Linked DNA regions of Homo sapiens: region 2 is linked to region 1. A link is a loop called in an ENCODE intact Hi-C map of the cell type or tissue named here. Cell type or tissue: HCT116. All regions are shown on one strand. Each heading gives the region's core, and the rest is flanking DNA. Links, peaks and the distances in the headings are about the cores only.

Region 1 (16,080 bases), core at 5,362-13,361:
GGGCTGGAGCTTGTTGCTTCCCCACTGCTTGACCTTACGTATATTATTTAACCTTGAGGAGTCTTGGTTTCCCATCTGCAGATTAGGGTATGAAGTGCCTGCTATATTAGGGTTTTGCGAGGACCGATGAGATTGGGACATGAAGTACTTAACTACAGTGCCTGGCACACATTGGGCTGTTAGGGACAGAGCTCCAATGCTCACATCAGTAATAGAAGAGAGACAGTGTCCTGTCTCTTCTGTCTCCCTAAGCCTGTTTTCCTCTATAATTTGAGGTCTCAAAGTGAGCACTGAGCTGATTTATGCAAATGAATCCAGTAGGGCCTATCGCCCAAGCTGACCTTTCTAGGGTATACAGGGTAGCTTGGCCAGGCTACAGAAATGGGAAAATAGGTGCAACCTTCCTGATCCTCCTGAAATCCTCAAGTGTTGTCTTGAAGTTGAGGGGAACCAGGACCAGGCTGCGGGGAGTACCACAGGGACTGCAGAAAGGGCCTGGCCTCCCCTCCCGAAACACTGCACATCTGGAGTGATCTGCCCATCTGGCTGTATCCCTGGGGCAATGGCCACAGCTGCTATTTGAGGGAGGAGACATCCAGCTCCTTAGCCAGGGCCTGGGGCCGGGGGGTGGGGGGGTGGTGGGTAGTGGGGGCTATAAATAAGAGGACCAGGGGGGCAAGGTTGACCTTTTGGGGCGGGGGGCAGGAGCTGGTGACTTCCCCCTCTTTGCTTGAGTCCAGAGCCAGAGTTTTAGCAAAACAGGAAGAGGCAGCAGCAGCTTCTGGGAAAGTGGGAGTGGCTCCCCTTCCCCCACTTGCCTGGGGCCTTCGGATCCCAGCCAGGACCTGGGAGAGGTGGAGTCATCTAGGCAAGGAGAGGGAGGGGCAGACCCACGCAGACTGGGCCCCAGCTTCAGTGCCCTCAAATGGCGCAGCCGGGGCACAGGAAAAGGAGAATGAGACAGAGAAGGGCAGCCCAATGGAGTATATCTGCCACCCCTCGTCCCCTCCTGTTCCCTTCTATAGGCATTAGAAATGGAGCTCAAAATGTGCCTGTGACCCAGGTAGTGTACATGGAAGTTCGAGGTCAAGTTGAGCACACCTCCATCTCTCATCCCCTCCCAGCCTGTGGTGAGCTAAGCCTAAGACAGAGTGCGTGGGAGGGAGGGCTCTAGACAGGAGGAAGGACACCTCTGGGCTTCTGGAAAGAGATCCAGGACCTGGCCCAGGTGGAGTGATAGAAAAATCTTCCAATGAACTATCAAGGTGAGGGGATCCAAAGGTCTGGGTGGTCCTGGGTGAGTGTTTTTCCAGAATAATGGGGCATCTACAGGGACAAGCTCAGGAGAGCTAAGCCTCAGTCCAGAGACCCTCATGAAGTCAAAGACTGAAGGAATTATCCAGGAAATGTTGCCTGGCTTTGCTTCGCCTGAGTGAGGCTGGCCACTGAGAATCTGTCCTTCAGTGTCTGTCTGGAGACATCTGGTTGGAGCTCTGGCTGGCCCACACCTGTAGTAGGGCCTGCACCTGTGTCTGTCATGTACTGCCCTTGTCTCCCGAGCCTGGAGCCCCACACTTCACCTGCTGGGAGGGTCTAGATAAGCGCTGTCCAATAGAAACGGAATGTGAGCCACATATGTAACTTATTTTCTATTAGCCACATCAAAAAAAGGAAAAATAAACAGGTGAAATTCATTTTAGTAGTATATTTATGTAACCTAATATAGTAAATCTAAAACATTATTTTGGTATGCAATCAAAATAAAAAATTACTAATGAAATCTTTTACATTTTTTTTCCATACTAAGTGTTTGAAAGCCAGTGTATATTTTATACTAACAGCACATTTCAATTCTGACTGGCCACATTTCAAGTGCTTAGTAGCCACATGTGGCCACTGGCTACTGTATGGACAGCACAAGTTTAGACTTATAGCTTTACCTCTTCTTCATCCCTTCCAGTCTCTTATTGGGGAAGAGGCTCAAGAGGTGAAGGAAAAAGCTGGTGAGGCCAGTGTTAAGGGTTAATTTGCTCTAGGAGGGTGACCACTCCCTTTGGGTTTCAAGCATCTATCTCTAGACCTGGATCCGTTTTAGTGTCCAGGCAGGCAAGGAAATTGAGGCATAGAGCAGCATCTTCCCTGACAACTGGCCTTCTCCTGCCCTTCCCAGTGCTCCTTCTCTGAGCAGAAGGTTGATAGAATCCGATTACCTCTTCAGGCGCATTAGCCTCCACCTTCCTCTTTCCTCTTCCAAAAGCGACTCCAAACCCAAAGGTATTTGAGTAGCTGAGTTAAGGAATATGGGAGGAGAAGCAAATTTGGAGGAAAATGCAGAATGGAGCTTTGCACAGGTGGAGTTTGAGGTGTTGGTGGGATGAGCAAGGGGGGTTGTTGAGTGGACAGTTGGTATCTGGAGCTCAGGGAAGAATTTGGAGGTCATCAGTGAGAGAGGAAATTGTAGGAATGAATGACACCACAAGAGCAGGGGAGAAGAGAGGAGAGAAGGGGAGGGCAGGGAAGATGGCTAAATACAGAAACCTGAGAAAACAAAGACTTCAGATGGGCGAGGAGTGGAAGCTGGAGCAGGCCGGGAGCAGTCACAGATTTCAATGAAGCAAGAGGAAGTGCATCGGAATCCCAAGTGGGAGAGAATATCAAGAAGGAGAGACTCGCACACGGTTGCAGTTGACAATGCTTTAAAATCATTTTTTTGTTGTTGTTTGTTTTTGTTTGAGATGAAGTCTTGCTCTGTGGCCCAGGCTGGAGTGCAATGGCATGATCAGGGCTCACTGCAACCTCCGACTCCCAGGTTCAAGTGATTCTCCTGCCTCAGCCTCCCGAGTAGCTGGGACTACAGGCACCCGCCACCAAGCCCGGCTAATTTCTATATTTTTAGTAGAGACAGGGTTTCACCATGTTGGCCAGGCTGGTCTGACCTCAGGCAATCTGCCTGCCTCGGCCTCCCAAAGTGCTGGGATTACAGGTATGAGCCACCGCACCCGGCCCTAAAATCATTCTTATAAAGAGAGCTCACACAAACTGTTAAGAAGCACTAGAACAGTGGAGACTAAAGTTCAAAGCCCAGAAACAGACTCTCCTGGTACAGAGGAAACACAACTCACAAGCAGAGGTAGGGGTATGTTCAACCTGATCGTCCTCAAAGTAATGCCAATTAAAATGAGACAAAGGTAGGTGCCTTTTTGAAACATTAGCGAGAGCTCGGTGAAGTGTGTGTGCTGTCGGTAATGGCGTAACCTCTTTTGAAATCAGTTTGGCAATATATAGTAAGAGCTATAATGTGCTGTTACCCTTTGGCTCAATAACCCCACCCAGTGTATCCTAAACTAGATTTCTATAGTCAAAATTGGGGGAGGAGGAGCGGAGTATGTGCCTAATGATGTCCCCCATCACACTGCCTATAATATAGAAAATTAGAGACAATTTGAACACTTATGATTGGAAAATTGTGGAGGTAAATTATGATACTATATTTCCACTTAATAGAAAACTATGAAGCTGTTAGGAAGATGTTTATATGCAACACAGCATCACAAGAGAATAGAGATTGGTACATACCCCATGATTGCAACTGTATTAAAAAACATATAGGCATGGAGGAGAAGGTGAAGAGGAAATATGTGTCATAGGTAATGATTATGTAGGGTGGAATGGGTATATATGGTTTTGGTCTCATTTAATGAGTCTTAACATTGCGGAGAGCGGGAATGAGGGTTGACCAGAAGCTGAGATTTGGGTCTCAGCTATAGCAAGGGCCCTGACAACCTTCCAGAGGCCACAAATGCATTTATCTGGCAACTTAATAGACTGAGCTCCGACCGCAAGGCAGGTGCGGTCACTGTGGGTATCAACTCAGCATTCTCCTGATAGGAAAAAGCCCACCGTGAGGGGTGATGGCCAGGTGCTCACTGCAGATTCCCTCCCATATATGGGAGGCTCCTGGAGCTCCATAGTCTCCTCTACTACTGCTGAGGAGCAGGCCATGGCAGGCGCCTGTGGGGACAGCCCCCAGAGGACAGGGCTGACTGCAGGAGGAACAGAGCATCACAGTGAGGTGAGCTCAGCGGGTATGAGGGCCTCTCTGCTTTGGGGTGGGGGTTGGCGGGCTGTGGTCGGCCACCTGCTGTTTCACATCACCCCCTGAAGGTGACATGAGATGCAGGGGCCATCACCTTCACGGCGCCCCCAGGAACTCTACCCGGGCCCCCACCTACAGGCGCCATTAGGCCTCCTGCTCCTCCCCGTTCCACTCTCTTCCCACAACAACACACTGGGGCCTTGAAATAACACATCTTTCTTTACGCCATCATTTCCACAGAATTTGCCTATGATTCATTTGTTGTCAAGAGGTATTAAAACCTCCAGCTCCCAGGCACCCTGGTCTTTGTTCCCCTCCCTCCTAGGTCCCACCACTCCCCTTCCCACGGTGTCCTGCCCAGCTCTTACCCAGTCTCCCTGAGCCCCAGCATCCCAAACTCAGCGCCGCTGCCCCCACAACCACCCCCCAACCTCCTCCCCACTTGGCCTCTTGAGGAACAGTGGGAAGGGGCTGGGGCAGGTCCACATGGCACCCACCCACCTCCCCAGCCCAGCTCCACCAGAGGAGGGCCCTGCTGGGGGCCTCTAGCCTTAGGACTTGGAGATGAAGCCCTGGAAACTCTTTGCCTAAAAACAGGAGGCAGTGGAACCCTCAGCCCCAGAAGCTGCCCCTTTCTGTGACTCCCCAACCCCCTCACTTGGGCAGGATGGATTTTCCTCATACCTCGAGGCCTGGTCCCTGGGTCCCTCCCCGTCACTGTTTCTGACTAGGCACAGGGGTATAGAGTTTCCACCGTGTGTGTGTGTGTGTGTGTGTGTGTGTGTGCGCGCGCGCGCGTGCGCGCGCACGCGTGTATGTTGGGGAGTAGGAAGAGCTGTCTTCTCACACCCTCATTACCCAGTAAGGCTTTGGGGTTCCCCTCCCAGTCCCTCCCCAGGGCTGTGTAGGTGTGTCAGGGAGCTAGAAGGTGGGGGTGGCAGGAGAGGAAGAGGGCGATGGGCGAGGGAGCTGGGGGGCTGCTGGGAGCCTGGCTGGGGTGACAGGAGCTGCTGTGGTCGGGTTATCTGATGTGAGGAGACAGGTGTGCAGCTTCGAGGCTCTGGGGGTGGGGGAAGAGCAGCCTGAGAGAGAAGTAGAAACAGTAGAAGCAGCCTGGAGCCAGCGAGGTAGACAGGAAAGACAGAGATGGGAGAAAAGAGCCTTAGTGAACCCAGGAAGGCCTCTCCCCAGAGGAGGATCACTTTTTTCCTCAAGTTCTGGAGGCAACACCAGAGCAGGCAGGCAGGTGGGCAGGGGGGTGTCCCCAGCCTCTGCCGTGGTCCAACTTCCCCAGCTCGCCAGCTCCCAGGGAACCAGGCAGCCTCCCCTCAACACTGTGGGGCTGATGGGCTCGAAGGTCCAGCCTTATCCCTGAATCAGAGCAGTTGGAGACAGTTGAGGCTCTATAATCTCGGTTGGGGGTTAACGGGTGGAGGAGGCTTTGCAGGAGGAGATAATGGGGCAGACCTCAGGTCTTCCGCACTACCCACCAGCACAACACCGTGGAGCTGGGGGAGTAAGCGGAGTTGTTGGCACCATGGGCCGGGCCAGGCGTGCGTCTGCCATCCTAGGAGCTGGGTTGAGGGCCAGCTTGGCCTTTCACAAGAGGGGTCCACCTGTGAATCCCTGCTTCTACCCCGTCTATCCCTGACTTGGAATGTGTTGGAGGAGCTGCTTATAAGGAAGACGATATCAGGTTAGACGTTATCTCTTTAGAGGAGAGGGTCCCCAGAGGATGATGAAAATTACAGTAATAAAGGCTAACATTTACCGAGCACCGAACTCCATGCCAAGCGCAATTCTAAATACTACATAGTAGCTCATGTGGTCTTCACAACACCTAGGAAGTAAGTACCATTACTCTCTTTGCTTTACAGAAGACAGACAAATAGCCAGCAGTTCCACAGCGACTCAGGGGACTGCCAGGGTTCAAATCCTGCTCCTGCTAGATGCCACTTCTGCTGCTCTTCATTGCTGCCCTAGACAAGGCCAGGCCCTGCGGCGTGCTGCGAGCCTTCCTTCCGTTATCTTTACCAGCTCTACATGGTCATTCACAGATGAGAAAGCTGAAGATCAGAGAGCTCACACATTTCCCACAAGGTTACACAGTCAGTAAGAGACACTATCAGGATTCCAATGACCTGCTGTTAAAGTTCATCTCTTATTCACTCATTGCCTCCCTCAAGGCTGAAGAGTGGGGTGGAGGGGAGACCAGCAGAGCTACTGAGCTCAATCTGCCTCCTTGGCCCTCCCAGCCCAGAGCTCTGCCAGCGGTGGTAGGAGGAGTGTGGTAAGTATTTGCTGATGAATGAACAACCGAAGGACAAAATAATGAACTGTCATCTTCCAAGGCAAAGGATTGCAGAAGCCACTGATATCCTGCCCACCGCCCTCCCCATCCACTCCTCTACCACCTCCAGTCCTTCCTGTGAACACAGCAGAGGCAGGAGCCTCTTGGGGTGGGGTCCCTATCAGGGAGGAAGTGCAGCTGGCTTCTCCCCCACCCCCTTTATCACTTCTCCCCCATCCCTACTTTATCACCCAGGGCCTCCACAATCCCCTCCCTGTCCCTCTCCGGGGGCTCCTGGGTAGGAGAGGGAAAGACATGTAAATCAGTGGGGCTAGGGGAAGTGGAGGAAGCAGAAAGGATACCAGGAGCATTTCCCCTACACGCTTAACCTGGGGCTCACAGTCCTTGCCAGGCTGGGCCAGTGGCTTAGGGGACCAAGCCCTTCCTGATAGGCCGCTTGATCTATCTGGCCAGCCTAGTAGGCAAATGGGGAAATAGTAGTCAGGAGTTGACAAAGTTGGGGCACCTGCCCTCACTTTGGCCCTAGCCCCATGCCGGCTGCCACAGATGTTCACAGGTGTCTGCAGGATTCTTTTGTTTTTGTTGTTTTTTGACATAGGCTCTCGCTCTATTGCCCAGGCTAGAGTGCAGTGGTGCGATCATGGCTCATTGCAGACTCAACCTCCGGAGCTCAGGCAGTCCTCCCACCTTGGCCCCCCAGGTAGCTAGGACTACAGGCACATGCCACCAGGCCCAGCTAATTTATTTTTAAAATTTGTTTGTAGAGATGCCGCCTCTCTATGTTGCCCAGGCTGGTCTTGAAATCCTGGCCTCAAGTAATCCTCCCTCCCCGGCCTCCCAAAGTGTTGGGATTACAGGCATGAGCCACCATGTCCAGCCAGGATTTGGGATTGGGTCAGGGTGGCATGGGCCTTTCCAGAGGCCCAGTAGGCTTCTGAGTGCAAGTGAAGAGTGCAGCGGGGAGGCCCTACGGAGCTAAATAAGGGCTGTCGACCAGGCTATGTGTGACTTCTCCTTTCACCACCAAGGTCTGGAGGTCTAAGGGGAGCTCTGCCCACTACCCCCAGGAGCTCACGGGAGCTTCTTCCTGCCTTCCTCCTCTCAGCAACCAGTATCTAGGAGGCCATGCCTTCCTTCCCAGAGTCCAGCTCAGACAATTTGCAGAACAACCCAGCTTGAAATTTGATACTTGATCCACCCCTTGTGCATCCCCTAGATCAAATAACCCTGGATCTGTGACCCTTGGCTCAGATCTGTCTAATTCTTAAAGAGTCTGTTCAGACTTGGAGTGAGGCTGTTGAGTCCTGAGGAGGGAGGGGCTGTGGCAGCATTGACAAGTTCCCCGCATTCCTGTGGTACCTGAGTCTTTCCAATGACTCCCCTCACCTGAGGCTCAGTCTCTCATTACCCACCCGCTTCCCTTCCTTATCGGTGAGGTCTTGAACAACTGAACCAAAGAGCTTCTGGTTCATGAGCTAATGTTAACCTGCAAGAGGACACAGTCTTTGGCTCTGTCTCAGTCAACTCTGAATATGGTCTGCAGACCTAGCTTTTGGAAGATGCAAGAGCAGGAGGGATGGTGAGAATACTGGATGACAAAATGAGGATTCAAAACATTCGAGCAGGCCAGTGTGGGATAATAAAATCAGATAAATATAAAGAGGGACAAATGCTACATTCTGCATTTAGTCAAAAACAAATTGGTGGCCAGGCACGGTGGCTCACACCTGTAACCCCAGCACTTTGAGAGGCCAAGGCTTGGGAGGAAGGGAGGGGGTTTGCTTCAAGTCAGGAGTTCAGGACTAGCCTAGGCAACATAGAGAGACCTCGTCTTTACAAAACACAAAAAAATTAGCTGAGTGTGCCGGTGGTCCCAGCTGCTCAGGAGGCTGAGATGAGAGGATTGCTTGAGCCCAGGAGTTTGAGTCTGCAGTGAGCTATGATCATGCACTCCGGCCTAGGCCACAGAGAGACCATCTCTCTCTCTTTCTGTCCTTCTCTTTCACACATACACACACACACACACACACACACACACACACACACACACGAATTAGCCAAGTACAGAATGAGGGGGATGTGGCAGACACTTTAGGGAGAGGAGTTAGTATGAAGTTTCTGAAGCCACATGGAATTAACTTCACAGGTTCTGAAGTTGAAAGGAAGGTGTTTAAATTTGCATAAGTCTGTTTGCATTTCATTTTCTAGCAGGGACATTATTAGCCTTTTTGACTCTCATTTTCTCACAAGTGTACAGTGGAGTTTTCCGGAGGCTTCTTGACACATGATATCATAACAGGTTGAATGCAGAAGCCAATATGAGAATCTGGCTGCCTTCTACTAAACCAGACATTAAAGAGATTTGCAAAACTGTGAAACAATACTGTCTTGTCATTAAATTAGTTTTACTTTGGAAACTGGTTATTTTAAAGAAAAAAATGTGTTATTTGTTCTAACTTTTAATAGATTCATTATTGCCACATTTAAAGAATACACTTTAAAAATGTCTGTTTTAATTTCTAATGGTACATATTGATGAATCTAACCCACACACACAAAAGTTCTTTGGGGTCCTTCTTTTTAAGAGAGTAAAAGGATGCCAGGACCCAAATGCTTGAGAAACTCTGGTTTAGAGGCAAGCCACAGAGCTGCACGTTCAGAGAACTGCACGTACCCAGACACGGTGGTCGGTTAAGTTTCAATGTCTGGAACAAAGACAAATGACACTGAAGAGATCATGGTGGGGTTTATACCTCATCAGAGAAGCAGGGTTCCAACAAACATGGGGATAAATGAATCGATCAAACCCGATTCTTGAAACTTGTCTTGATTCCCTTTTCTCTGGGCATAAGCCACCCCTTGCCAGAGAATACTGACATTAATTATAGGTCAGTAAATACGCATGTAGTGAAGTCCAGGTGTTGGTGATTGTTGAAGGATTGACATTGACAAATAAAGAACATGACTGAAAGAAGTTGGGGACAGTAGTCACTAGAGTTCCATGCATTTCAGATTTATATTCCTATCTTCCCACCTCTTTCCCACACTTTTCTCCCCAGGCAGCTTTCGGCTGGGGCCAATTTGGTTTATTAAGTGGCACACCTGCCCCCTGGTGGCCAGGTGGTACAATGACACCTTCTCTCAGTTCTGGTAGATATCATGGAGCAGGAGTCCCTAGCACCAAGAAGCTGAGATCCGGAAGAGGCGCCCCAAAAAATCAGCCTGGAGTGAATCTAGAGGGCCCATCAGGGATCGGAGGTCGGAATGTGGGAGCAATGTCACCTCCTTGATAAAAACTTATTTGGCCATCTCAGCAACCCAATAGTGATGTTGGCCAACACATGATTGATAACTACGTGCCAGGTACTGTTATAAATGCTTTACACAGATTATATCACAACAACAGCAAATCTATGAGGTAGGTACTATTATTGTTACCATTCTGTGAAGAAACTGAGGCTCAAAAACATTAAGTAACTTGCCCAGGGTCATACAAATAGCAAATGGCAGAGCCAGGCCTGGGAGACAGCAGTTTACTTGTTAACTGTTACTTTTAACTTGTTAACACTTTGCAGCTTCCACTTGGCATGCCTAGTACTCATCTGTCTGTAGGGCTGTCTTCTCCCACTGCACAGTGCTTTTCTTGGGGGTGGCGACTGTCTTGTTCATCGCCATATCCCCAGCACTGAGCTCGGTGGTGTGGCTGGTTAGAAACACTGGAAGGACTACATAACTTGGCTGGACCTCAGAGGGAACCTGCAGCCTCGCTCACTGTCAGCACGGACTATGCTCAGAGGCCCGGGGCACAAGACCCTGGGAGGCCCTTGGGTGAGGTGTGAGAGGGTCAGATACTCCCTGTTGCCTGGGAGGAGAAGCCAGAGAGCAGATCCCTAACCCCATGTCGCTGGCATGAGGAGAGGTAAGCACCACCAGATGCCCTCAGTAGCAGAGACTCAGAGCCTTGCTGAATCTCACTCATATCATGGAGATAGAGAAAGGGTGGAAGGGGGATGTGATTGGGGCTTTGGGGGCGGGGGGCCAGGCAAGTGGCTCAAAGCTATCCCTGTAGGGCAGTAGCACCACCTCGTGGTGAAACTCAAGATGATTTAGGAAAAATAACCCAGCTAATCCATAACTGAGGGGAGGCTGGGAACCCCCTCCTTTGGAGTCAGCACTCTCCTTGGATAGAGCCACAGGAGAGGGCCTGGAACTCTTCCAGCGTCTCCCCAAGCCAGAGCAGCTCACTCCAGAAGTGCTCACCAGGTTGTATAGAATGTGAAGAAAACACCCCTTATGGACATGTCCTATGGGCCACAGGCTGAAAAGAGCCGCCTAGCTGAGGTCATGTCAATGAAATCACATGCTCTTCAGGGAACAGCCTGCGTCCAATGACTACCTGATGCAGGAATATAGAAGTGTCTCCCTCACTTCATCTTGGGGCAATCCAAAGGGCCATCCCAGCTTCAGAGATCCCCACACGGGTTGATTGAGACCTTCACTGAGACTGCTTTGCAGCCCAACTTCTCCCACTGCTAATTCTACTTCTTTCCCTTCCACCAGGGCTGATAATCCTGAGACTGCTCCCTAACAAGCTCCCTGCACTTCAACCTGCATTTCAGAGTCTACGTCCCTGGAACCCAACTTGCAACACCATCCCGTATATCATATATCACATGCGTGCATACAGAGATTCGGAGCAGCTGTCTGGAGCAGCGAGCTCTCAGATTCCCCCTGCCAGCCACAGGCTCCACACCCTGCTGTGCTTCTGGGTCTTGAGGAGCACAGACTCCCCATCAGCCTCACGGGCTCCCTGCCCACAATGAGGACTAGTTGCCTATAGGATGTCAGCATGATGAGCCATCTCCTTGGCCATGCTGGAGGTGTCAGACAGCATCCATCCTTCTTGTCATCTGCAGGGACCATGGGGCAGGCAGACCGACCTGCACTGCACAGGCAGCCTGCAAGGAGCCTGGTAGAAGCTGGGGAAATTGAAGGGCTGTGGTCACTCCTGGCAGGCCCTGTTTGCTTGCTCCAGGGCTAAAGGAATCAATACTCCTAGCACACCAGTGAGCTATTTATACCACATGATGCTTTGAGCCTATCAACCCCATGGTCTGTGCAGTGTTTTTGCTTTATGTCTCTTTTAAGAAGCAGACTCATTCGAACTACCCCAGGTGTGGCATAGCCCATTGTAAGGGGAGGATGTTCCCTATAGCACTTCCATATGATGTCAAGTTAGTGGCCATTCTGCCCTACAGATCAACAGAAGCACATGACGCCAGCATCCTCATGGAGTCATTCACAATTAGTACCAGATAAGAATGCATTGTGTAGACCAGTGCTGCCCCATAGACTATTCTGCGATGATGAAAATGTCACGCTTGTAATCCCAGCACTTTGGGAGGCTGAGGCGGGCAGATAACTTGAGGTCAGGAGTTCAAGACCAGCCTGGACAACATGGTGAAACCCTGTCTCTACTAAAAATACAAAACTTAGCCAGGCATGGTGTCAGGTGCCTGTAATCCCAGCTACTCATGAGGCTGAGGCAGGAGAATGGTTTGAAACTGGGAGGCAGAGGTTGCAGTGAGCCGAGATTGTGCCACTGCACTCCAGCCTGGGTGACAGAGCAAGACTCTGTCTCAAAAAAAAAAAAGAAGAAAAAAGAAAGAAAAAAGAAAGAAAGAAGAAAGAAAAAAGGAAGAAAATGTTGTGTATTTGCACTGTCTCTTACGGTAGCCCTGAGGTTATCAAATACTGGAACTGTGGCTTGTGCGGTTGACAAGCTAGATGTTTACCTTTATTTCATTTAAATACTCACATGTAGCTAGTGGCTACTGGATTGAACAGTGTAGGCATAGAACCAAAGCTTGGAATATGAAAACTTGAAAACACTTGATCCTAATTATGCAACCTTCCTGGGGTATATTCCTCTTGGTTTACCTGGAAAAGCGCATTATAACACAGCCTTGGAAATTTTGTGTTCTTCTAGGTCAGCTATAAAAATGCTACATAAGATCCTTCTAACAGTGTATCAGAACTCCATTCTCCACATTTCTCCAGCCAGAGACATGCCCATTTATGCAGCTGTTGATTTCCTTTCTCTAAGTCCCTTCATGTTTCACAAAATAACCCTCAAGTTCTAACCCCAATTCCCCTAAGTCCATCTCATCCCACTGAAACACATTTTAGCCTTTGGTTTGAAATATTTTCAGATGTTTCTGAAAAATTAGAGTGAATCACATCCCCAGGCCAACTTATCCTCAATCAATACATTAGCTGGCATGATTTCCTTATTTTCAGATCACAATGCTGTGTTCTTGTTTACTGTGCCTAGCAATGCTACCCTTCATCATAAACCCCACTTCCTTGGGAAGCAGAATGGAGTGCATCGGCATAAGTTGGGCCCCTTAGGAGTCCTGTTTCTGCACAGCAGTCATTTGTAATCCTCCAGGTCACTGGCACAGCCGCCATCTCTAATGGCAGACACAGTTTTGCCAGTAGCTGTTTGGTTTTCATTTTTGAGGGTCTCACGTAGGTGTCATATATTGACTGCACACTTCCTGGGAGTAGAGCACAGTTTGGTCCAGCACCTCTAATTTTCCTGGCTCAGGGCCTGCTTTAGGAATGGGAACCTCTTTTATCTCCTCTCTAGGAGAGAGCTAGCAAGACCATCAGTCGTCTGTCAGGTCCCCCAACTCAATAGGAAGCAGGACAATGTAGCAGTTAATTTGTGGCTTCTGAACCTAGCTGCTGAAGGTTCAAATCCCATCCCTTGCTAGTGTGGCATTGCTCAAGCTATCCTTTCTGTCAAATGGGGGTAATAATGATTCATCTCCCATAAGGTCCTTATAAGGATAAGGCAAATTGGTTTGCATAAAGCATTTATTTACAGCAGTACTTGCAACAAAGTAAGTGCTATATAAGTATGAGCCATTTTTATTACCATAAGCAAAGCTTTCTACATTGGTTGACTTGACAAACTTCTGGCAAACTTTTTTTCTCTTTGGAAATCATTCAGCAGGCACTGTTTACATCCTTTCGCTGCCATATCTCTAGCTTTCACTAAATCTGCCACACATTCCTGCCTTCTCTGTTGACCTCGCTTGGATTCTCCTACATGCTTCCAGTTAGCCAGCCAGAGGATTTTCCTGTCTCTGGGAATCTTGTGGAAAATCTTGCATTTTGGGGCACCTTCTCCTTCAGTTATAATGATATACCTTAAAAGTTTTACATTTACAAATGTCTATTTCACACTCTCATTCTAAAGTAGAATCGATGATGACCTTTTCTCCCCGTTCAGCCCCATAAAAACTCATTTTCCCCTCTTTTCTTTTCCTCCCAGCTCCTAGACTTCCTTTGGAGGAGTGGCCTAGGTGGTGGGGCCCAGGGCTGAGTAACTGATATTTCCAGGAGTTCCCCGAAGAAGGCAGGGCCAGAGGGAGAGCTGGGAAGGTGGTGACATTACAAAGACAAATGCATGTTATAGATGAGGCAACAGCATTATCCAAGGCTGAGGTGGAGAGCCCAGCAGGCCAGGGCCACATCGTGGTGGGGTAGGGTCTGATTCACATTGAGGCAGAGGTGAGTCTCCTTCCTTCTCCTTCTGATGGGTTGGTGGAGTTACAAGCCAGGGAAGGAAGGAAAGGGTCCCAGATCCAGACTTGCTCTTTCTGAAATCCAGGGCTTCCCCCAGGGACTGGGTCAGCCACCTGGGGAATGAGAGTGGGGGTCTGAGCTCAAACATGGTGTAGTGAAAAGGACACCGGACCATGACTCCAAAATCTGGTCCTGTCCTGGTCCACTTCTAAGACGGAGTTTCGCTCTTGTTGTCCAGGTTGGAGAGTAACGGCACGATCTCAGCTCACTGCAACCTCCACCTCCTGGGTTCAATTCTTCTGCCTCAGCCTCCTGAGTAGCTGGGATTACAGGCTTGCGCCACCATGCCCGGCTATTTTTTTTTTTTTTTTTTTTGTATTTTTAATAGAGACAGGGTTTCTCCATGTTGGTCAGGTTGGTCTCGAACTCCCGACCTCAGGTGATCCACCTACCTCGACCTCCCAAACTGCTGGGATTACAGGCGTGAGCCACCGCGCCGGGCCTGTCCTGGCCCACTTCTAGCTAGTTATATATGCTTGGGTGAGTCACGCCCTCCTCTGTCAGTTTTCCTGAATGAGGGGATTGACTCGTTTAGCAACTTACAAGTGTTTTCTCCCACTGAAGAGCAAGCTGGACCAATACGTTCTGCAGCTAAAATCAAACAAGGGTCTCTCCCTAGACCCTTGTAAAATAACAACAGCAATAATAATTAATGTACAGAAGTTTCACAATGTAAGTTCTCCCCCCATAAATATCTCCAAATCAGTGGTACCTGCTACCCTGTATATTAGACTATAATACAAATGGAGTCTGAGTCTGAAAACAACTCATATCTAATAAATTTAAGATTAAGCGATATATATGCTATTCTGCAGTAAGGAACGTGGCTTTCAGATGTTTTTCCACCTGAAGAATTCTGAGAGACATGGGGCCAGGTGGACACCAAGGCTCTTGCAGTGTGAAGTCTGATTCCTCTCTGGGTTTTCAGGGAACTACGGATGCAGGTGCAAGGACACAGCTTCCAGGAGTTGGGGCAGTCACGTTCCCACTGACTTTAACATTCCTGGTGACTCAGGGAATGCGGCCGCATTCCCCAAACTCAAGCACTGATCTGAAGAAGCCTCTGTGATCCACCTCGAAGAACGCCTTTCTGTACCGGTCCCGCACACCTACAGCTCACTCTCACAAAGACCCCACCTTGGAGTAAACGGACAGACGCTTCCCACCAGCTGGGCTGGGCTGGCTGCAGAGAGCATGCACTTGAAGTTGTATCACTCCGCCCCTGCCTCACAGGCACCTTTTGACTTTTGGGTGGTGGAGTGAGAATAAGAAGGCACCTTACCCTACATCACGGAACCCCCAAACACTCTCTCTGACTAGCCACCCGAGACTGCCCCGCTCTCCCTTCCCACACTCTGGGGTGCGGCAGCGCTAGCTCTTAGCCCTGTGGGTGAACAGCGGCCTTGCAACCACATTGAGGCGGCAGGGAGATCATGACTCAGCCGCTGGGGTCTGAAAATTCTTCTCCTCCATCCCACCCTGCCAGATGGAGAAGATGCGGCTCACTGCTTCTCCAGACCCTCTCCCCTGGGGAGGGGGTGGGGGAGCAGGCTCTCGGCTACTCTCGGTGATCCGAGGAGGACAGGGAGGGCTGGCTCTCCTGGGCAGGAGGTAAGGCACTGGCAGGGGGAGGACGAGGTCGGCAGGTGCTTTTCTGCAAACTGGGGACAATTCAGTCCTGCTACATGGATCCGTGGAAGGAGGGCTTCCACCTCAACCAACCCCTTAGACCCAGGGCGAGGAACTGTGAGCTTGGTGACAGGGACAGCTGTCATATTCTTCTGTGAGGCTGTTTTTGTCTGTTTTTCCTCCTTGGGTCTCTCAGCAGGTGGGTTCGTGCCTGGTGCTCCAGTGATGGGAAGAAAACCCACCTCACCACAGCTACTGCCCGTGAGAATATAACCAGGGCAATGGGATGTTGGTGGGCACTGAAGGGGGTGGGGTGGGAGCTGTGGGCCGATTATTTATCGTGAGTAGGCAGGAGAGGGAGACCCCACTAGGCGCTGGACAAGCGGGG
Region 2 (16,080 bases), core at 5,257-13,256, 800 kb before region 1:
TGTCTTTCTGATTAACACAGATAACATAGAAAAGAACTTTTGTCTTTCTGATTAACATTGATAAACTTACAGAAGACAGCCTTTGCCTTTCTCTTCTCTTCTGCCTGCAATGAAGACATAGTCCCTGGAGGCACAGCAGACATTTGTGACCATAAGATGACAAGCCTGAGGACAAAAGTCAACTTTTATTTTTTGAGACGGAGTCTCATCCTGTGGCCCAGGCTGGAATACAGTGGCATGATCTCGGCTCACTGCAACCACATCCCCGGTTCAAGGGATTCTCATGTCTTAGCTTCCCTAGTAGCTGGGACTACAGGCATGCACCACCATGCCCAGCTAATTTTTGTAATTTTAATAGAGACGGGGTATCACCATGTTGGCCAGGCTGATCTCGAACTCCTGACCTCAGGCGATCTGCCCACCTGCACTTCCCAAAGTGCCAGGATTACAGGCGTGAGCCATCTCACCTGGACAAAAGTCAATTTTCTAAGGATGATGCAACAGGATGATAGGTCTCTGACAGCATCGCTGAGTTCATTGAATAGCTGTATCAGGACGTTTCTTACCTTTGGATTCCTTGCAATGTGACAAAAAGTTTTATTTATATAAGCTATTGTTTGTAGGGGTTTCTGTTACTTGCAGCCTCATGTATTAGGTTGAACCATATGATATGTTGTAAACAAAAATAGTTGAAGCTTAGCAGATTTCTATGATTCAACCAATTTTATGAATTGATGCTGAATTCAAGACCCTTTCACTTCTCCAGCAATCAAAACCTCTCCTTTTCCTCTCTCCTGCCACCTGATACCACACAAAATAGATCTTTATATATATATATTTCTGACATTTAATCAATGATGTGCTGGTAAACTAGTTTGTTAGGAGGAAAAGCCCTGATTTGTACTGTATTTATGGTATAACTACTCCCACTATGTCTCATTTTAAGCTTCCAGCTTGAGGTCACTGAAAAAGGAGTTGGAAAGAAATGCTCGCAATCAGCTCTTCTGAGCTGCTACTACAGCCAGCTCCAGCATGCCACTGCCCACGCATTGGCCAAAGCTCTGTTACAGTGTATGATGGTCAGAGCTAATGTTAGAAAGTAATTTATTATCCTTACTATTATTCTCTTTGTAGCATTGAGACAAAGATACAAGAAAAATATAATATATCCAATAATTATATGATATATATGCTAAGTACATATTATGTACACATAAAATAATTATAAAATACAATAATTATATCATATAATTAGGATATGGGGAAATTGACAAGATAAATGTAGATCTTTGCCCTCTGATTCATTTAGATCTAGTAAAAAAAACTAAAGAAAATGTGTCAGAGTAGCCACCAAGGAGACATAAAATAGTATGAATTTTTACCAACAAAATAACTTATAATTTTGATATAATTATAATTCTACATTATGGCTTTATTATAATTTATAAGAATATATAATTTTACCAACAAATTAATTAATATGAATTTTTACCAACTAGCTCTTCTATTGCCTAACTTTTATCAGTTATCTCTAATGGGTAAGAAAGAAAACCAAGATATCCTTCACTGGTTATTCATTTTTTGAAAAAGCTGTATTCTGTTGCAGTTAAAGAAGATGAAGCATTTGACTTCCATTTGGGACAGTGACCTTTATAAAATACCGCCCTCCCTCCCCCAAACCCTCAGCCCCCAAACTCATTTTCTCTAGCTGTTGAATGCCAAAAATCCATTTAGTTTTCAAACATTGCCTTTTTTCTATTAGTTTTAGGTAGCTGGTCCAAGAAATGATTGAGATTCTTCCCAGTTTAAACTTAAGATGCTTGAATGTACTGCCAGTACCAAATGAAGGTCTCTGCATTCTTCATCACCCTGTGCCCAGTCTCCGTCTTTTATCATCTTCTTTTAACAATCTTAGTAATCCCAAATAAAGTGAAATGGAACATATTAATAGTTACTCTTGGGGAATTTTTTTTGGACTGGAGTTGATATATAACTGTGGCTGGATTATCAACATGGACTATCCTGTCTGGAGAGACAACTCAATATTAATAATGCAGATTCGAGCATTCAATGATCCTATACTTTGTCAAGCCAGAAAACTGTGAACCAACCTAGATCTGTCCTCTCACTCAACCTCCAAGTCTAATCAGTCAATAGAAAAAATAACAAATATATACTGAGCACTTACTGTATGGCAAGCAGAGAGTTAAATGCTCTTCACCTATTATTTTATATAATCTCCACAATCATCCACTGTGTTGTGTTACTACACCCATTTTATAGATGACAAAACTGAGATACAAATAAGCTAAGCAACTCATCCAAAGTCATGGCACTGCGGTAGAGCCTGCAAAATTTGAACCCCAGCAGCCTATCTTCAGGGCATACCATGTTTACTATGTTAGCAGAATTATAATAGATTCTCCTGCTTAATTACTTCTCAAATAAGTTTGTCCCTTCCTCAATATACCTACTGACTTAACAGTAGTTAGAATCATCGTGAGACCTTGCCTGGATTTACTGTGATAGTCTCCTAACTGAACTCCTTGTCTCTGGTCTTTTCCCCACTCTAATGCATCCTCTACCTAGATGACAGAGTGCTTTTGCCAAACTATAGACCTGATTAAGCTCCTCACTGTAGCCTTCAGGATAAAGCTGAAACGTCATCTCTTAATAACCCTGACTCTGTGCGTAGTGGACCCTGCCTTCCTTTGTCCCCATTTCCCTGCACATCTCGACAGGGCAGCCCTACTAAACAGCCTGAATTTTCCCAAACATATCATCTTCTCACAGCAACAGCTTCCTTCGGACATACCTTGCTTTCTGCCCAAAATGTGCTGACTCCGTTTTTTTCTTCTATGTGGCTAATTTCTAGCAGTCCTGCAAATCCCTAGTGAAGGAGCATCTCTCAGCCCTCTACTATTGATCACAGTATGCTGGCCATGGTCCTCATCATAGCTGTCCTCAAAGAGCTCTCAGTTCAGGAGGCAGACAAGTAAACCAATAATCCAAACAAGTGGGCAACAGCTGTTATCAAGCCACAGATCTTAATATTCTATAAAGCGTAATCTTATAGCATTCACAAAGAAAAACATCATTATTTAAATTGTTATGTTTTAGACATGAAAAACACTTTGACTAGTCAAAAAGTTTTAGGCAGGCCAGGCGCAGTGGCTCATGCCTGTAAACCCAGCACTTTGGGAGGCAGAGGCAGGTGGATCACCTGAGGTCAGGAGTTTGAGACCAGCCTAGCCAACATGGTGAAACCCCGCCTCTACTAAAACTACAGAAATTAGCCGGGCATGGTGTCACACACCTGTAGTTCCAGCTATTTGGGAGGCTGAGGCAGGAGAATCACTTGAACCCAGGAGGCAGAGGCAAAGATTACAGTGAACTGACACCATGCCGCTGCACTCCAGCGTGGGCAACAGAGTGAAACTCTGTCAAACAACAGCAACAACAACAAAGTCTTAGGCCTTGGCTGCTCTGTCTATGGAGTAGCCATCCTTTTGTTTCTTTACTTCTCTAATAAACTTGCTCTTACTTTACCTATGGACTCGCCCCAAATTCTTTCTTGCATGAGCTCCAAGAAGCCTCTCTTGGGGTCTGGATCAGGACCGCTTTCCAGTAACATCTTCCTGGCAAACCACAGAGGGACTATACGGAAGAGACCCAAACCCAAAGGAAAATTATCTGCTCAGCACCACTTGCCTGACTTTGCGTAAGTGGTAGAGTACATTTTATCCTGGGTAAAGGACGGAACAAGGCTAGAGACCCAACTTAGGACATTTAGAGTTCTTCCTAAGATTTAGGGGGTTAGGGACCTCCCTTGGTAAAGTCCCTGTTGGTTAAAAATGGATTTGGCACTACAGGATATTAACTGCTATTCCCTTTGGAAAAAGTTTTAGCTATGATGCGTGTTTCTAGATGTATCTGTGCTATTCTCTTCATTTGGAGTATGGTAAAATATTCTTACAGCAGACATAATTTTAAGGAAAATGTATTTCCCTCAGCACTTGTAACTTTTTGTTTATTTATTTATTGGATGTTCTTGCTTTAATTTCTTTAAAAAGCAAAAGGTACGAAAATAGCCATAAAAACGATATCAAAGGGCACTTTATTTTTTGAAATGAACTAAGTGCTACATGTTACTCTACTTCATGAGTTATTGAGATTTAATCCTGGACGTGAAGTAGGGTGTGGAGAGTGATTGACTGTAGTAGAAGAAGCAATACACTTCATGGGTTGGCAGTGCTGGAATAAGATTATCTACAATTAAATGAGAAGTAAGATAGTCCAAACTGGAAACAGTGTGTGAGGTTAATCTGCATTCCTAGGTTAGACTCTGACAGATTATGAGGCTCCCCCACTTAATGCCCCTCACACTTCTCTCTCTCAATACTCATTTTGATATTTAATCTTTTGTGCAGCCAATCAATTGATTAGTAATTTGCTTGTGTACATTAAAGGCCAGGAGAAAGAAGTTGCACTATACCAAAACCATGTCCCACTTTAAAAGGTACCTAGATATAGATTGTCCAAAACATTTTTACTTAAAGTATGCTCAGGAAGTGTTGAGTAAGAGACAATATAATTGACCAACGTATGGGCATTCTTTGGAAGCCAAGGAGAGAAGAAAGCAGACGGTAACAAACGGATAAGAACCATAAGCTTTCCCCTACTATAGAAAGTCAGAAATACAGGGAGGCTGAGGCAGGAGAATTGCTTGAACCCTAGAAGCGGAGTTTGCAGTGAGCCGAGATCTTGCCACTGGACTCCATCCTGGGTGACAGAGTGAGACTCCATCTCAAAAAAAAAAAAAAGAAAGAAAGAAAGTCAGAAATGCAAATATTTATGAAGTAATGTAGAAGTTGCAGTTTTCAGAAAATGTTTAGTCTTAAAACCTTTTGCAAGACTGCAACCTTGTACATGTTTTGGCTGGATATTAGCTACTGGTACTTGAAATCTAGTCTCATCTTCCTTTGTATGCCCTCTGTATTTTAAAGACTAGACATCTAAAAACCACATTTTTTAAAGTCACTTGGAGCAAAGGTTTTAAATGTGATTTGGGTTCTGCTAATAATACGCAGTTGGCCCTTCATATCCATGGGTTCTGAATCTGTGGATTCAGCCGATTGCAGACCTAAAATAGGAAAAATAAAATTTCTCCAAGTCCAAAAGGCAAAACTTGAAATTGCCACATGCCATGTACTAGACTAAATCCATGTCAAGAAAGTAATGTTTAGATATTGCATTAGGTATTATAAGTAATCTAGATATGACTTGAAGTATATGAGAGGATGTGTGTTGGTTATATGTAAATATTATGACATTTTATATGAAGGGCTTGAGCATTCATGGATACTGGCATCCATGAGGAGTCCTGGAACCAATTGCCATGAATAGCAAGGGACAATTGTGTGTTCGTATATATCTAGAAAGTAGAATTGTGAGGAAGTCCAGCTTTGTAGCTATGAACGCTGACAAGCAAGTTTGCCAAAACATAAGTGCCTGTGGTAGCTGGACTCCAGGTTCTCATGTCTAGTTTTCAGCTTCATGAGTGTGAGCAGCTGTGATGGCAATAGCAAGAGCGGCAATGGTGGTTAAACCTGAAACCCATAGTTCGATGGTAGTCCCATAACCTTTCAATGATTTTGTAAGTGTTTAATTGTCTACATTAAATTCCCTCCTAATTGAAAAATCTAAATAGATTTATATTTCATGCCCTGAATGCTAATATGACATCCAAACAGCAACTTGAAGAAGCCCAATTTATTGAAAAAAAAAACAACCTATAATTCAACATCTGTGACTAATCAAGATATGACTAACTCTGCCATACCTCCAGTATTCAAGGTCAGGAGACAGAGTCCAAAACTGGCATTAAGGGTTACTGCAGGTCTATTTATGCTTTTGATACTTCCATATACATCCTGTGGTTTGAAGTGTGTGAGGCAGAAACTGCATTGAATAGGGTATGGGAGAAATCTATGTTTATGGAAAGAATGACCTCTGAATTAATGAAGGACCATTATAGGAAACTGTGTTTTTTACGGTCATTGGTATTCTCCTCTTCTCCCTTCATCATCTTATCTGCTAGATCTTCCTTTTCCAGACCTCTAAATGTTGAAGTATTCCAGGGTCCATACCTTGGATATCTCTCTGCACCTATACTCACTCTTTCAGTAATTGAATCTGGTTATATGGCTGTAAATGACATCCTTATGATGACGACTATAAGTCCTCAAAGTCCGACACATTCTACTTCACCACATGGTTAGTTTCTTCATGGATGAAGTTGGGAAGAGGATTGTAGGAAAAATCATATTAACTTCAGAAATGGGGCAGATAGCTGGGCATGGTGGTTCACACCTGTAATCCCAATACTTTGGGAGTCTGAGGCAGGTGGATTTCTTGAGCTCAGGAGTTCAAGACCAGTCTGGGCAACATGGTGAAACCTGTCTCTACAAAACATATGAGAGTTAGCTGGGTGTGGTGGCACATGCCTGTAGTGTCAGCTGCTCAGGAAGCTGAGGTAGGAGGATCACCTGAGCCTGGGAGGTCAAGGCTGCGGTAAGCATGATTGTACCACTGCTGCACTCCAGCCTGGGTGACAGAGTGAGACCCTGTCTCTAACAACAAAAAAGAAAATAAAGAAAAAAAAATGAAGCTGATAGAATAGAATGTAGTCATCAGATTAGAGGTCAGATGAGAGAGAGTCCTGCTAGTTTTACCATTATGTACTTGCATAATACATATTCAGTTAGGTTAAAACACTGAACTGAATCAACGAGAGGACGAAGTAATAGTTTGGATCTATGTCTCTGCCCAAATCTCATGTCAAATTTTAATCCCCAATTGGAGGTGGGGCCTTGTAGGAGGTAACTGGATCATGGGGACAGTTTCTCATGAATGGTTTAGCACCCTCCCCGTTGGTGCCATTCTTGTGATAGAGTTCTCATGAGATCTGGTTGTTTAAAAGTGTGTGGCACCTCCCCACTCTCTCTATTCCTCCTGTTCCAGCCATGTAAGACGTGCCTGCTTCCCCTTCACCTTCTGCCATGATTGTAAGTTTCCCAAGGCCTCACCAGAAGCAGAAGCCTGTATAGCCTGCAGAACCATGAGCCAATTAAACCTCTTTTCTTTATAAATTACTCAGTCTCAAGTATTTCTTTATAGCAGTGAGAGAACGGACTAATACACAAAAGTTATGCATGTGCAAAACTGAAGTCAGTATTTTGCTTTCTGCTTACTGTCTCTTTCATAACATTCTTTAGTATGTACAAAATACTGGGTTCAGGAGTCCATTGTATTCTGGCTGGCGGCCCCATAACGTTGAATTATGGCATCTTACCTATCTGCCAATTTTCTATGCTTGATTTTCTCTACCTTTGACCATCATTATACTTATCAAAATTGTGTCTATTCCTTCAGAGAACTGTTTTTGTTTAAATATCCTGAAGGAAAGCAATCCTAAAACATAGTCACTCTAAAGAATGAAACATTCTTAATAGTTTGATGTATCATTTCTCTCAGAATTTATATTTTTTACAGGGAACACTGCTTTGTGCTTTGATTTTGTGTAGGCATCATAATTGTGGAAGGCCTCTAAGAACCAAAACTGTCTACCTGATAGTCTGAACAGTGAGAACTGAAAACACATCTACATCTATATTAGCAAGACTTCGCAATTCCTCTGACTTCACCAACATAACTTTATTTTTTCAGGAGTCTTCTGCCCAGGCATATGGCTTGAATGTTCACTACAGGAACTTCCCAAAAGACTCATCCTCTCTTCAGTGGAAAACGTCAACCAACAGCTTGCACGTAAGATTCTTTGAATCCCTCGCCTTAGCCATCAGTCTTGGACTATTGTATCCTGATCCTTACCCAATCCTGAACCCCATTTTTAAAGACCCACCTGAAATCACACTTTCATTTTCCAATAAGTTGGGGTTTCTTCCCCCCACTCGGAAACAATCCCAAAGTTTGTGAGGTGGTGCCCACCCTTACCAAGGTAAGTAATAAACTATGGTTTGTCTTGTCAGTGGGTTATGTTGGGGTCAGTGGTTAAGCTCTTTGGGGAACCAGCTTTTGACAGCTCCAAAATCTTGCATTCAGAAGTCTGTAACTATTGAAAGGAGAAGTCTGTACCTGTGAACCAAAAACATGTGAGACAGGTCTCAATCAATTTAGAAAGTTTATTTTGCCAAGGCTAAGGACACACTTGTGACACAACCTTGGGAGGTCCAGGTGACAGGTGCCCAAGGTGGTTGGGGTACAGCTTGGTTTTATAGATTTTAGGGAGACATGAGACATCAATCAATATGTGTAAGATGTACATTGGCTCAGTCTGGAAAGGCGGGATAACTTGTATAGGGGGCTTCCAGATCATACGTAGATAGGAGACAAATGGTTGCATTCTTTTGAGTCTTTGATCAGCCTTTCACTGAATACACAATCTGCATGTGAGACTCGGGTAGAGGAATAGTTACTTAAGCCTTAGTCTGGCTCAATGAATCTGTATTTTATAGGTGAAGGAGGTATATAGCTTTTAAAAATCTTTGTAGTTATCTTACTTAGAAATAAAATGGGAGGCAGGTTTGCCTGATGAAGTTTCCAGCTTGACTTTTCTTTTTGGCTTAGTGATTGGGGTCCTGAGATTTATTTTCCTTTCACAACCTTAAAATCATCAGACACTGCATAAATGTGAAGGCCTAGGCTGATTTTTTTTTGAACTGGATATTATGAAAGATACAAAGGTTGAGGCTATAAACTTCAAAGCTGCCAGGATAGACTAAAACTTCATAACCAATCCACAAGATGCCAGCATTCCATCAGTGCTCAAAAATCCAAGAACGCACATGGGTCATTACAGTGTTCATGTTATTTGAAAGGAAATGCAAATATGGTAACATTTCATTTGGAAAAAGAAAAAGAATATATATGAACTACCACAAGTTTTCCAATATCTGTCTTTAAACTCCTAAGAGCTAATATGTAACAAATTTAAAGAGAGAATATTTGGTGAGAGAAGGTGGGGGTTTTCCTATTCAGCTTAATGGTAATTTTTAGAATTTCCTATTCAAGAAGCCACTAGATGGCCCTAAAGCCCACCTTTATCAAAACACACACACAGAGAGCTGGCAAGACGAAGAAGAAAAAAATTTAGCCATTTGCTCATAAGTTAAAACTGAAAAAAGATAATTCATACAAAGACATAAGGTCTATCCTGTGTTTACTTAAGGTTTTAAGAAAATCAAGTTTTGCTACAAAACTTGGAGCATTTTTCTTTCTGGGAACATATAAGTACATATCATAATAACCAACTTCTCTACAACATGCATGATTTTTGATGGTGCTAATATACTAGTGGTTAGATTTTCCAAGATTGATCGAATTATTAGAGCTTCTAAGCAGAAATTACATAGTAAAGAAATCCAATACATAAGAAATAGTGAACTTGAGTGAGATTACAACTCAGCTGAGTTGTTTGATCAGCATAAGAAACAGTACTACACAGCCTCTTTCACAACCATGTGCTGACATAGTGCACAGAGTGTTCCTGGCTCCCGTGGCCTCCCGTATCCTACCCTGGCACTTCCATTCCTCACTGGTTCCTGCGTTTCTGTCTGCCGCTCTGCAGGGACAAGGACTGTGGCTCTCTTGTGCAAGGTTACCTCTCCATCACCTATTGTAACTGGTCATTGGAGCATTTCTGGCATGCCAGTGCCAACTATAGTGTGCTTAAAACATATCCACCAAAGTTTTACACCGTACTTAGAAGTGTTCCATGTTATTTGTATTTAGAGCTATAAATCAGTTGATTTATTCAAATCAGAAATACAAATGAGATAAAGGGACAAAGTTCCACAATTCTGCTGATTCAAAGTAAAAATAAGGTATTAGTCCAGGTAGAGTGGAAAGCACAAATTCATCAGCAGTAACAAGTGGAAGCCAGGCGTGTCCATGAGAACAGTGGAAGTCTCCTGGGAATTAGGAGACATCTTGGAGAAGACAGTGGGTTTTTCCACAGGGCATAAAATGGGTATTCAAGCCAATCTGATTAAAATCTTCAGAGGCAAAAGACCCTAGCAGACCCAAAGTTATTATATAAGCATTTTAAAATAGAAACTGCATAGAGAAGTGGCAGCTGAAATACAAATGACAAAAAGCCTTTGGGTAAATTGGCTCAGGAGCTTTGTGATGCTAAAGAAAATGGAATCAGCCACAGGCAACAGAGAAGGCAGATGGGGAAAGACACAGTCCTGAGGAATAACCTTTGCAAGCACATCTGCGACGTGACACAGCCACTGAACATTCCCTGAATACAGCCGATAAGATCAAGAGCGAGCATTTCTTAATCAGTCATTGCTCTAGAGTCTTCAACACAAATGCCTAGATTTTTCTGGTAAAAGAAAAGCTCATTCCATGAGTGAGCAGCAAGTTAATAAGGAGAGAAAAATTATCCTGCCCTTTTCTCTGTTTTGTTTTTCCTATCACTCCTTCTCCTATTAAGGTTAATTTTATGTTTGAGAAGAGCATGTGTTTTCATTATCAGGAAAAAAATGTCTGTTTTTAAAATGTATTAGCATATTTTATTTGTTTTTGTCATAATGCACCCAGAAATAAAAGAAACCACAAAAGTCCATGTGATGACTCATGAGTTTTTATTTCTCTTGGGTATACCTGGTTTCCTTACAGGAGCGTCACCCTTCTCCTGACTGAACCAGACACCTGGGGAAATCTTTCCATAGCACTGGTTTCTGATTTGCAAGTTCACTCATCACAATTTATCAAATGAAGTGGGTTCACTCATCTAACTTCTACTGAATGCCTAGTATATGCTGTAGATATAGAAATAAATAAGCCCAAAGTCCTACCTACAAAAAAGTCATGACTACTAAAAAAGAAATAAAACTGTGATTATAAGATACTGTGGTAAATGTTGCAATTAAGGTTCACATCGTGTAAAGCTTTGGGCTGCATGCTATATTTATTTCTCAGGAATCCATTCCAAGGCAAGAAAACCCAACCAATACTCAGCTAAACAAAAAGACATTTATTTGTCTCAGACAACACAAAAGCCAGGGAGGTAGGCAGTCCAGGGCTGGGAAAATAGCTCCCTAATGTATCAGGGACCCAGGCTCGTCTGTCTTTACCACTCCTTCACCACCATCCTTGGCTTGGAGGCATTTGTCTTCATATTTGCTGCCTTGTGGTTGTAAGGTGGCTGCTACATTTTGAAACATCACATCTGTTCATGTTCCAGGCAGGGAGAAGGGGGAAGAACAAAGGGCAAAATGAGTCATGTTAGCCCATTTTTTGCTTTTTTATCAGGAAAACAAAAAATTTCCCAGAGACCCCAGCACATAGACATTGTTTTATCTTATCCGTCAGAGCTGTGTCACAAAGCCACCCTGGCCAGAAGGTGGCTAGCGAAAAGCGGGCATGGGATAGGAATTAGGCTGGCGGACCCACAGCGTGAGACACTAATGTACCCCACATGCTCCTGTTGCTATCTTCTACCCATTTGAACAACTACTGTCCTCTCTATTCTGCATGCTGGCTAGGAGAGCCTAGGCAACAAACAGTCCACAGGTATGCCTATGGTTACTGCTATTTCAACAGAGTTCACTGGAGTAAGATGATGAGGGAGGAAGTTCATCTTTTTGAGGATTTACCCCCTGTTTACATTCAGTCTTTCCATGTTGAACTAGAAATTCAAAGAGGAGGCATCATGTCTCCTTAAATATATATATCTTTCCCCTCTTTGGAGATCAGGATCTGTTTTAGACTGTGGGGAATTCAGTAGCCCCAACTCTGTTTTCAGGTGAGGTAACTGAAACCTCCCTGCTTCAGCAGTGCGATTCCCACTACCTGTTTACAAGAGAACTGAATATCCCCTCCCCTAGGGATCCTCTGCTGGAACTCCGATTACCCCATAAGTTGCTGTTAAATCAGTGAATGGCATTCATTAGGCACATATCATGTGACAAGCAGTGTATCATATTCCTCTAATTCTTCAAAAACAACTTTATGAGAGAGGTACTAACGTCATCTATTTAACCATGAGGAAGTCAAAGCACACAGAAGTTAAGTCATTTGTCCAAGGTTACATGGCTAATATGCAGTGAGGCAGGGATTCAAACCCAGGCAGTTGGCTTCTTATGGAGAACTGGGCAAGGGATCTTAGTACTAAATCAGCTAACCTCATCTAGTGGAAATGTCATTCTCAGAGTTCTTCAGGCTGCAGACACCAGGCTTCTGTAACTAGCTCTAGGTCAGTTTGGAAAGGTGCATGGTAAACACCAATAATTTAGGAATATAAGGCAGCTTAAGATTTTAATTCATTCATTCTTCAATAAATATTTATTGAACCCCTGAAACGTGCTAGGTTTCACTCCATGGCCTGGGGATTCAACTATGGGCAAGAGAGCATGGTCCCTTACCTGAAAGTTTACTGTTTCTAGGGAAGACAAGGAATTAAGTAAAATTTGATGAGTAATATACTGAGAAAAATTCAAGGTACTATACAAGTGTATTATAGAAGACATTCGTATTTTGGGGGTGGAGGTGGGGAGTTTGTCGGGGAGTGCTTTTTTTTTTTTTTTTTTTTTTTTTTAGGCAGAGTCTCACTCTGTTACCCAGGCTGGAGTGCAGTGGTGCAATCTTGGCTCACTGCAGCCTCCATCTACTGGGTTCAAGCGATTCTCTTGCCTCAGCCTCTCAAGTAGCTGGGATTACAAGTGCGCACCACCATGCCTAGTTAATTTTTGTATTTTTAGTAGAGATGGGGTTTCACCATGTTGGCCAGGCTGGTCTCGAACTCCTGACCCCAAGTCATCTGCCCGCTTCAGCCTCCCAAACTGCTGGGATTACAGGCATAAGCCACCACGCCAGGCCATCAGGGAGTACTTCTAAGAGGAAGTAACATTTGAGTTCTCTGATATGTTGCAGTTAGCCAGACAAAGATCCTGACTGGAAAGATTCTGACTGGAAAGAAGAGGTATGGGTGTTTGTGTAGTTCTAGAGCGGGGAAAACCTAGTTTGTTGAAGAACTGGAATGAATTGCAAAACCCCCTGAAGTAAAAGATACCTGAAGAGGTGGGCAGAAGTGGAGTCATGAAGAGCTCTGTGACCTTCTAAGCCAACTTAAAGTCAAGTATTTTGTTTATGGATTTAATTTTTTTTACAGTTATAATCACAATGTCCCCAGTAAAGAAACCATAATATAGCTCATGTTGTTTTTGTTCTTAATTAGCTTGTTAACTTCATGGTACATTGACCACTTAAAAATGAGATTTATTCTTCTCATTAACTTTAAAATGTTTGGAAATGAATTGCTTAATATCAGAAAACATTTCTTATGCTTTTTGAGAGAGGAAAATAGGTGAGCGTCTATTTATTATCTGGTGATGTCTATGTGCTGGAGTCTTGGTTCTCCCTATTTCATGATTCCTGATAAAAGACTTATGCCTCCGTTCTTGTAGCCCATTCAGAGACCAGGTTTAGGCGTGAGTGCCACCAAACAAATTAGAGTTTTTGCCAGAGTATGGAATTCCAAGTCTTATTTTCAGGCCCCTAGGCATCTGTGCCAATTGTGTGAGTTGCACTAACGACTAGTAAGTGAGTGGTCATTGCTCTGCTAAATCTTGGATATACAAATTTAGGGGGTCTCAACACATGAACAGGATGGGGAACAGGCAGAGAGGCAAAGCTGTGTTTGTGAGGAACCAAGAGAGGCAAGGCTTGATTCCTGAGTTGTTTGGATATATGCTGTCCAGAAAGTGGGGTGAATATAGTACCCCATCCTGAGGAGATTGGAGCTCTGTGCAGCCAAGAGAAATGGCCCCATAACAGGTAGCCAGAAGCTCAGGGCTCTCTATTCACAGCCAGAATAGAGGCTGTCACAATCCTGGGGAAATTTGTTGATTTCTTTATTCATTCATCCAATAAATATGCCATAGAGACAGGGCAGTAAAACACACAATGACAACAACAAAACAGACAGAAAACTCTGCCTTCATGAAACTTATACTCTAGTGATGCAGATAGAATCCAGTAATATGTAGTGAAAAAAAAAATTCATGACCACACTGGGTTTACTCCAAGAATGCAATTTTGTATTTTGGTCTTATGTGAAAAAATCAGTCAAAGAATGAAAGAGAATAATTACATGTCACTTCAATAGTTGCACAAAAAAAATTAGTAAAATTCAATACCCAAGCATGATTTGAAAAAACAAACACTCTTAGCAAACTCGAACTATAAGGGAATTTTCTTAACCTAATTAAGGATATTTACAAAAGAACCTTTGATGAATATCATGCTTAATAGTAAAATGTTGAAAGCTTTCTTTTTAGGATTTATAACAAGACAAGCATTGTCTTTTATTACTACTTTTATTCAATGTGCAAAATTGAAGGACACCGAAGGCCCTGGCCAGTGCAGTATGAAAGAAAAATAAATAAATGACAAAGTTATTGGAAATAAAGAAATAAAACATCATTATTCACAAATATGATTATATCTGTGGAAAACTGTGTGAAAATAAATAAAATTTAAAAGCTCTTGGAACCCTGAAAATATTTTAGGCTTTGAGAGATATGTGACTGTGATCTGAATCACATGTAGTTACAACCTCTATTCTCAGATTATAGATTAACCTGCTTTCTTGTTTTTCTTGTTCTGTGCAATGACTAGAGAGAATTAAACAATGCCAAAGACAAAACCTCCTGCCTTCTTCATTAATGACCCTTGTTATAGATTAACTTCCCCATTTTTGTCTTGATTTGCTAGATAAGATGACAGAAAACTCATGACTATTACTCCCTCTGGAAAAAAAAAAAAGAAAGAAAGAAAAAAAAAAGTTAAATGTACCCTTCCCAGAATAAACACAGCCTATAACCAATCAAATTGCTGTAACTATGCACCAACCTTATATGGAAAAATGTTGTAATCCTCCTAAAAACTCCCTGTCTCTGCCTACATAAATGAAACCTTAAGTTCCTTACTTCGGCATACTTACTCTAGTCCTCTGCAGTTGGTGTTTCCAGGTAGGCTATCTTCAAATGTTGCTCTTGAATCAACTATCCTTAAATTAGATTCTTAACATTTTATTATTTTAGGCTGACAGTTGAAAAGAACCTACAGCCAAATCAAAAGAATTCATAAGTGAGTTTAGCAAAGTTACTAGAAACAATATTTAAAAATTTATTTGAATTTTTCTATACAAGCAATAAAAAAAACAAAAAGATGTTATTTATAACAGCTTCAAAAATATCAAATAACTAAAAATAAGTCTAGCAAAAGATATGCAAGGCCACCATGCCAAAAACTATAAGACACTATTAAGATAAAAAAAATAAGACCTAAATACTCTAACTGATAGAAAAGACTAATTCATGGATTGCAGAAATCAAATTGTAAAGGATAATTCTTCCCAGATGGATCTAGATATCCAATGTAAACACCTTTGATTATTTTTTTTTAAATGAAACTTGACAAGTGAGTCTACATTTAACTAGAAATTCCAAGGGTCAATAGCTAAGAAATGTTTTACACGAGTAACAGTGGATTCTGATTATCAAGACTATAATGCTTCGGTAGTAATACATTGGCACAAGTTAAGAGATTGGATGAGGATTATAAGGATAGACAAGTTAACCAATGAAATAGAAAGAGAGCCAAAAACAGACTTAACCACACATGGGTGCTTGATTTATGAGAAAGGTGGTATCATAGACCAGTGGGGAGAAAGGGATCTTGTTGATAAATAATATTGGGACAATTGAATATCCATATTAAGAAAAAATTTGACCCCTGCCTGACACAATAAATAGATATTAATTTTAAATTTTTAGGCATAAATATGAAAGAAAAAAGCAAAAAATATTAAGATGATACAGTAGGAGAATAGTTTCATGATTTTAGAGTAAGAAAAGAATTAAAATAGGACATAAGAAACGCTAACTATAAAGGAACCAAGCCACATACGTACATTGAAATTATTAACTTCTGTTTGCCAAAAGACACCTTTAAAAACGAAAAGGGAAGAGCAGAGTGGAAGAAAATATT

The links. Hi-C counts contacts between places; a loop is a spot of excess contacts. Peaks named below come from ENCODE experiments on the same cell type or tissue, not always from the same donor. Only the 100,000 strongest peaks of a DNase experiment are listed, where the experiment ranks them.
Region 2: a loop joins it to region 1, with 7 times the contacts of the local background. A loop is called at or near these places in 2 of 110 quality-filtered maps.

Annotation. Positions count from the first base shown.
Region 1 is chr12:47,828,266-47,844,345 of GRCh38, forward strand. VDR (vitamin D receptor) reads right to left here. Exons shown (of 10, transcript NM_000376.3): 10 at 13,272-16,080. LINC02354 (long intergenic non-protein coding RNA 2354) reads left to right here and starts at 892. Exons shown (of 3, transcript XR_007063292.1): 1 at 892-1,265; 2 at 5,974-6,386; 3 at 9,553-11,843. RefSeq lists enhancers at 1-30, 3,767-3,816, 14,944-15,517, 15,518-16,080. In HCT116, for the core only: CTCF peaks have their summits at 9,516 (motif pointing left) and 10,511 (motif pointing left); DNase peaks (open chromatin) are centred at 9,506 and 10,476.
Region 2 is chr12:47,023,658-47,039,737 of GRCh38, forward strand. No RefSeq gene overlaps it. Among named protein-coding and RNA genes, the nearest start is that of PCED1B, 48 kb to the right of the region's middle. In HCT116, for the core only: a CTCF peak has its summit at 9,091 (motif pointing right); a DNase peak (open chromatin) is centred at 9,124.